2 separate regions of the Homo sapiens genome follow, and region 1 is linked to region 2. The links are chromatin contacts, found by Hi-C in ENCODE. All regions are on one chromosome and are shown on one strand. The core of a region is the stretch at or near the end of the contact, and the rest is flanking DNA. Distances in the headings are between cores, read along the strand shown.

What was found. Hi-C counts contacts between places; a loop is a spot of excess contacts on that map. Pooled maps may share reads with other maps.
Region 1: a map of naive thymus-derived CD4-positive, alpha-beta T cell shows a loop between it and region 2 (3-fold over the local background). The contact joins two enhancer-like sites. A Hi-C loop is called at or near these places in 1 of 168 maps with a recorded cell type or tissue (naive thymus-derived CD4-positive, alpha-beta T cell) and 4 of 50 pooled maps.

Annotation. Positions count from the first base shown.
Region 1 is chr6:45,309,262-45,311,961 of GRCh38, reverse strand. The region is part of intron 2 of SUPT3H (SPT3 homolog, SAGA and STAGA complex component); the gene reads left to right. Among named protein-coding and RNA genes, the nearest start is that of RUNX2, 18 kb to the left of the region's middle. Within about 2 kb of position 1,306, at least 3 of the 41 ENCODE cell types and tissues checked have a DNase peak (open chromatin) inside an H3K27ac peak, as active enhancers do.
Region 2 is chr6:44,975,764-44,978,463 of GRCh38, reverse strand. The region is part of intron 6 of SUPT3H (SPT3 homolog, SAGA and STAGA complex component); the gene reads left to right. Among named protein-coding and RNA genes, the nearest start is that of MIR586, 220 kb to the left of the region's middle. Within about 2 kb of position 1,328, at least 3 of the 41 ENCODE cell types and tissues checked have a DNase peak (open chromatin) inside an H3K27ac peak, as active enhancers do.

The DNA of each region.
Region 1 (2,700 bases), core at 57-2,556, 330 kb before region 2:
TTGCATTCATCATGTTCTTTGTTACCTTTATACTTTGTTTTTTTTGTTTTTGCTTTTTAACTTGTATTTTTGTTTTATAGGTCGTGTGTGCTTTATGCTTTAAAGAGATTCTGTTTTGATGTGTTTCCAGGATTTGTTTCAAGATTTAGAGCTCCTTTTAGCAGTTCTTTTAGTGGTTGCTTGGTAATGGTGAATTCTCTCAGCATTTGTCTGAAAATGACTGTATCTTTCCTTCATATATGATGTTTAGTTTCGCTGGATACAAAATTCTTGGCTGAAGATTGTTTTGTTTGAGGAGGTTGAAGATAGGGCCCCAATCCCTTCTAGCTTGTAGGGTTTCTGCTCAGAAATCTGCTGTTAATCTGATAGGTTTTCCTTTATAGGTTACCTGGTACTTTTGTCTAACAGCTTTTATGATACTTTCCTTTGTCTTAACTTTGGATAACCTGACGACAGTGTGCCTAGACATTGATCTTTTTGTGATGAATTTCCCAGGTGTTTTTTTGTGCTTCTTGTATTTGGATGTCTAGGTCTCTAGCAAGGCTGGGGAAGTTTTCCTTGATTATTCCCCCAGATATGTTTTCTAAGCTTTTAGAATTGTCTTCTTCCTCAGGAACACTGATTATTCTTAGGTCTGTTAGTAATTGTGCATTCTCCACAGAGTATTCTTAGGTTTGGTTGTTTAACATAATCCCAAACTTCTTGGAGGGTTTGTTCATATTATTCTGTTTTCTTTTTCTTTGTTGGATTGGGTTAGTTCGAAGACCTTGTCTTTGAGCTCTCAATTTCTTCTACTTGTTCTGTTCTATTGCTGAGACTTTCCAGAGCATTTTGCATTTCTAAAAGTGTGTCCAAAGTTTCCTGAATTTTTGATTGTATTTTCTTTATGCTATCTATTTTGTTGAATATTGATCCCTTCACTTCTTATATCACTTTTTGGATTTCCTTGCATTGGGCTTCGCCTTTCTCTGGTCCCTCCCTGTTTAGCTTAATAACTAACTTCCTGAATTCTTTTTCAGGTAAGTGAGGGATTTCTTCTTGGTTTGGATCCATTGCTGGTGAACTAGTGTGATTTTATGGGGGTGTTGATGAACCCTGTTTTGTCATATTACCAGGGTTGATTTCCTGGTTCTTTCCTATTTGGGTAGGCTCTGTCAGAGGGAAGGTCTAGGGTTGAAGGCTGTTGTTCAGATTTTTTTGTCCCACAGGGGGTTCCCTTGATGTAGTACTCGCCCCCTTTTCCTGTGGTTATGGCTTCCTGTGAGCCAAACTGCCTGATTGTTTTCTCTCTTCTGGGTCTAGCCACCCAGTGAGTCTACCCAGCTCCTGGCTGGTGCTGAGGGTTTCTGTGCACAGTCCTTCTGATGTGAACCGTCTATGGGTCTCTCAGCAGTGGATACCAGTGCCTGTTCTGGTGGAGGTGGTGGAGGGTGCAACGGACTCTGTGAGGGTTCTTAGCTTTGGTGGTTTAATGCTCTATTTTTGTGCTGGTTGACTTCCTGCCAGGAGGTGGTGCTTTCTAGAAAGCATCAGCTGTAGTAGTGTGGAGAGGGATCAGCAGTGGGTGGGGCCCTAGAACTCCCAGGATTGTATGTCCTTTGTCTTTGGCTACCAGGTTTCCTAGGGAAATCCTGTCAGGTGGGGATGGGGCTAGGTGTGTCTGAATTCAGACTCTACTTGGGCCGTCTTGCTGTGGCTACTGTGGGGGATGGGGTGAGATTCCCAGGTCACTGGAATTGTATACCTAGGAGGATTATGGCTGCCTCTGCCGAGTCATGCAGGTTGTCAGGGATGTGAGGAAAAGCGGCAATCACAGGCCTCACTTAGCTCCCAAGCGAACTGAAAGGCTGGTCTCATTCCCACCGTGCTGCCCACAACAGCCCCAAGTCTGTTTCCAGGTGGAGGGCACGCTTGAAAACTTACCAGAGGCTTTCCACTTCCCAGAGTATTTGAGGTGTCTCCCAGGTACTGCAGGAGCAGTCCGCTTTCTTCAGAGGTTCTGTGGGTCCTCTCAGGATTGCTGGTTTGTTCCTGCAGTTGATCAGAAGCTAACATTCACAATCTGGTACACTATTCTTGGTGGACATTTTCTCCCCATCCTTTTCATCACTTTGACTATATCATCCCATTCTCTCCTGGTCTGTAAGGTGTCTACCGAGAAAACTGCTGTTAGCCTTATTTGAACTCTGTTATATGTGATTTCTTTCTTTTCTCTTGTTGGTTTCAGGATCTTTTCTTTATGTTTGATTTCTGACAGTTTGGTTATAATATACCTTCGTCTATTCTTGTTTGGATTAACTCTGATGGGAGATTTTTTTCCCTGCCTATATGTTGATATTTATATCTTCTTCAGATTTGGGACATTTTCTGCTATTTATTTAAATAAGATTTCTATCACTTTTTCTCTTTCTTCTTCTTGAACTCCTATGACCGAAATATTTGCTGTTTTGATGCTGTCTCATATATTTTATAAGCTTTCTTCAGTTACATAGTTTTTTTTTTCTCTTTTGACTATATATTTTTAACTAACTTGTCCTTAAGATCACAGATCTTCTGCTTGATCAGTTCTGATATTGTTGATACTCAGTTAAAGTTTTAATTTCATTTCATCGTGTTTTTCGGCTTTGGAATTTGTTTCTTTTTATAATTTCAATCTATTAGGTTTTTCATTTTGGTCATTTATTTTCTTGAAGTTCACTG
Region 2 (2,700 bases), core at 79-2,578:
CTTTAGATTGTATGGTATTATGACCAGAGCATGGGCTTTGGGGTCATATAGACCTACATATTAAAATCACAGTTCCATTCTTTATCCAAGGTATGTTACTAACCTGGACAAATTACTACATGTTTCTGAGTCTCAGATTCCTTTATCTGGACCTGCATCTTAGAAGTGTTGGGAAGGATTTGTGATAACATATGTAATATACCTGGCTCAGTTCAGCACATGGGTGTTTAAGAAATGGTAGCTGTCATTGACAGAATCTTCTTTATGAAAATATATAATATAGCAATATTCCTATGGAATTTACTTTAGAAATAATCTTCCCTTCATAGTGACTAGAATCAGAATCAAAGGATTTGCAGCATGCATAACATCAAGTTAGTGGAATATGTAATATTTACTACTACCACCGAGTAAAATGACTCAGAAAATGTAGTCTGAATATTCAGTAGGCACTATGATAATTCCATGACATTCGTCCACTTATATTTCATTAAGCAATGTATTCATTTTAGAATACATTTCTAGATCTTATGAAAACTGCATGTAGCGCAATCTGAGGGTTTCAATTCTATAAAACAAAACCAGTTTCTTATCAGGGCCACTACAGAGCATTTCACGTAGAATTTTTTAGATTATTGCAAATTTTATACATCTCTAAAGTTGTAACATGTAGTAGTAATGTCAAGTGAACTGCATAATTTTACTTGATCAGATAGAAAATTTTATATCTGAATAAGGAGTTTTGTGTAGAAGTCAGTAGTATAGTAGAAAGAGCACTGATTTTGGAATAGGAATCTTAAACTCTTTCTAGCAATATATTTTACCTTGGTGAAAAACCACAAAACTCTCATCCAAGTACTAAACAAACCTGACCCAGTTTAGCTTGTGAGATCAGATAAGATGCATGTAGGGTGGCAAGGTGGGGTGAAGAGTATACAGGAACTCTCTGTACTATTTTTGAAGTTTTTCTGCAAATCTAAAATTAGTTCAAAAATTTTTTTTAAAAAGTATTTTTAAAAAATCCAGAGAATCAGTAAGTTTCAGTTTCTTCTATAAATGGAAATGTAATAATAGCTTATCTTTCTCCCTGACACAGCTGTTGAGTGGATAAACATGTAAATAAGGCAGTATACATAAAACTTTAAAATACTGCTGTTCTATGCTGTGATTCTTCCTTACTTGACTTTACCCATTTTACTGATCTTCCCTTCCTCTTGCTGCCAAAATAGTCCTTTGCTTCTTTAAAGCTTTTGTGGTTACTTTATTTAAGGTGAAACACTGCCTCACATCACCAAGTTGCAAAAACAATTCTCCTTTCATCATCTTTCTTTGTAATCATTCCACACCCTCTGTGGCTTGCCTTCTTTAAGCTTCTTGCTTATGAACTAGGCCTGGTGGCCACTGACATTTAATCAAATAACAGTTATAATACATTTACTCATGAGTAAAGCCTGAATAAAATGTGGGCACTGACATCTAAGAGAGTGGAAATTTCATCATCAAATATCTTAACAGAAACCATTTTGTTAAATAACCATAATTACAGGTTTTGCACTTATGATTGCAGAGGATTTTGCTCTTCTGCATTCTTAGAAGCTCAAGGGACAGCCATTGTGTTCAGGCTACTTGAAATACCTATACTGAATCTAAGTATAGCCAAGCCTTCTTCAAGAGAAAAGTCCCTGCAAGACTTTATAATTCAAAGATTTTCACACCCACAATTATTTTAAAGATTATTTCTGTTTTTAAAAAATATTTTTAGTTTAGGTAAGTAGACTTTTCAGATAAGAATTCAAAATATGGCCGGGCGCAGTGCCTCATGCCTGTAATCCTAGCACTTTGGGAGGCTGAAGCGGGCAGATCACTTGAGGTCAGGAGTTTGAAACCAGCCTAGCCAACATGGTGAAACCCCGTCTCTACTAAAAATACAAAAAATTAGCCAGGCATGGTTGTGGTCACCTGTATTCCCAGCTATTCGGGACGCTGAGGCAGGAGAATCTCTCGAGCCCTGGAGGCAGAGATTGCAGTGAGCCAAGATTGCGCCACTGCACTCCAGCCTGGGCAACAGAGTGAGACTCTGTCTCAAGAAAAAAAAAAAAGACATTAATTTTCCAAATGTGTAGACATTTCTGCTTTTTCTTAAGTATTTAGGAATTTACGTTTACTACATCTGAAGCAAAGCATTTTTGATTGTTATGATTATTCTTGTATCTTCGTGATAGTCATACTTGGTAAAGACTATCATTTTCTCCTTTTCTTAGTGACTAAATCTTGGCATTCTCAGGAAAAAAATTTTCTTCCTTTTGTTTTATGTTAACTCATGCTTCTAGCTTAGATCAGTCTCTGTGACAGATTTCTATTGATGGACTTGCTCATTTCTGATTCGTGAAAACAACTCAGCCAATTACAAGAAAGGAAACTTTAGCATTAAGATGATTAAGAACGTTCCATTTAGAGGAATAAATAATTTAATTTTGTTTGTTTTGTTTCTAATCTTAACTCAAATGCTATCCAGTTATAAAAGCCTATTTTTCCTCGAGAATTTTTCCCACACTGGTGGCATTGTTTCCTTACTGGAGCATGACATACTCAGCATGAGTTTGCTTTTTTCATATTTTCTTTTTTTTAATAATGAGCTCATCATTTTACTTACTCTGCTTATCAAAAATCAGAAGTAATTTGATGTTTATATTATTAATA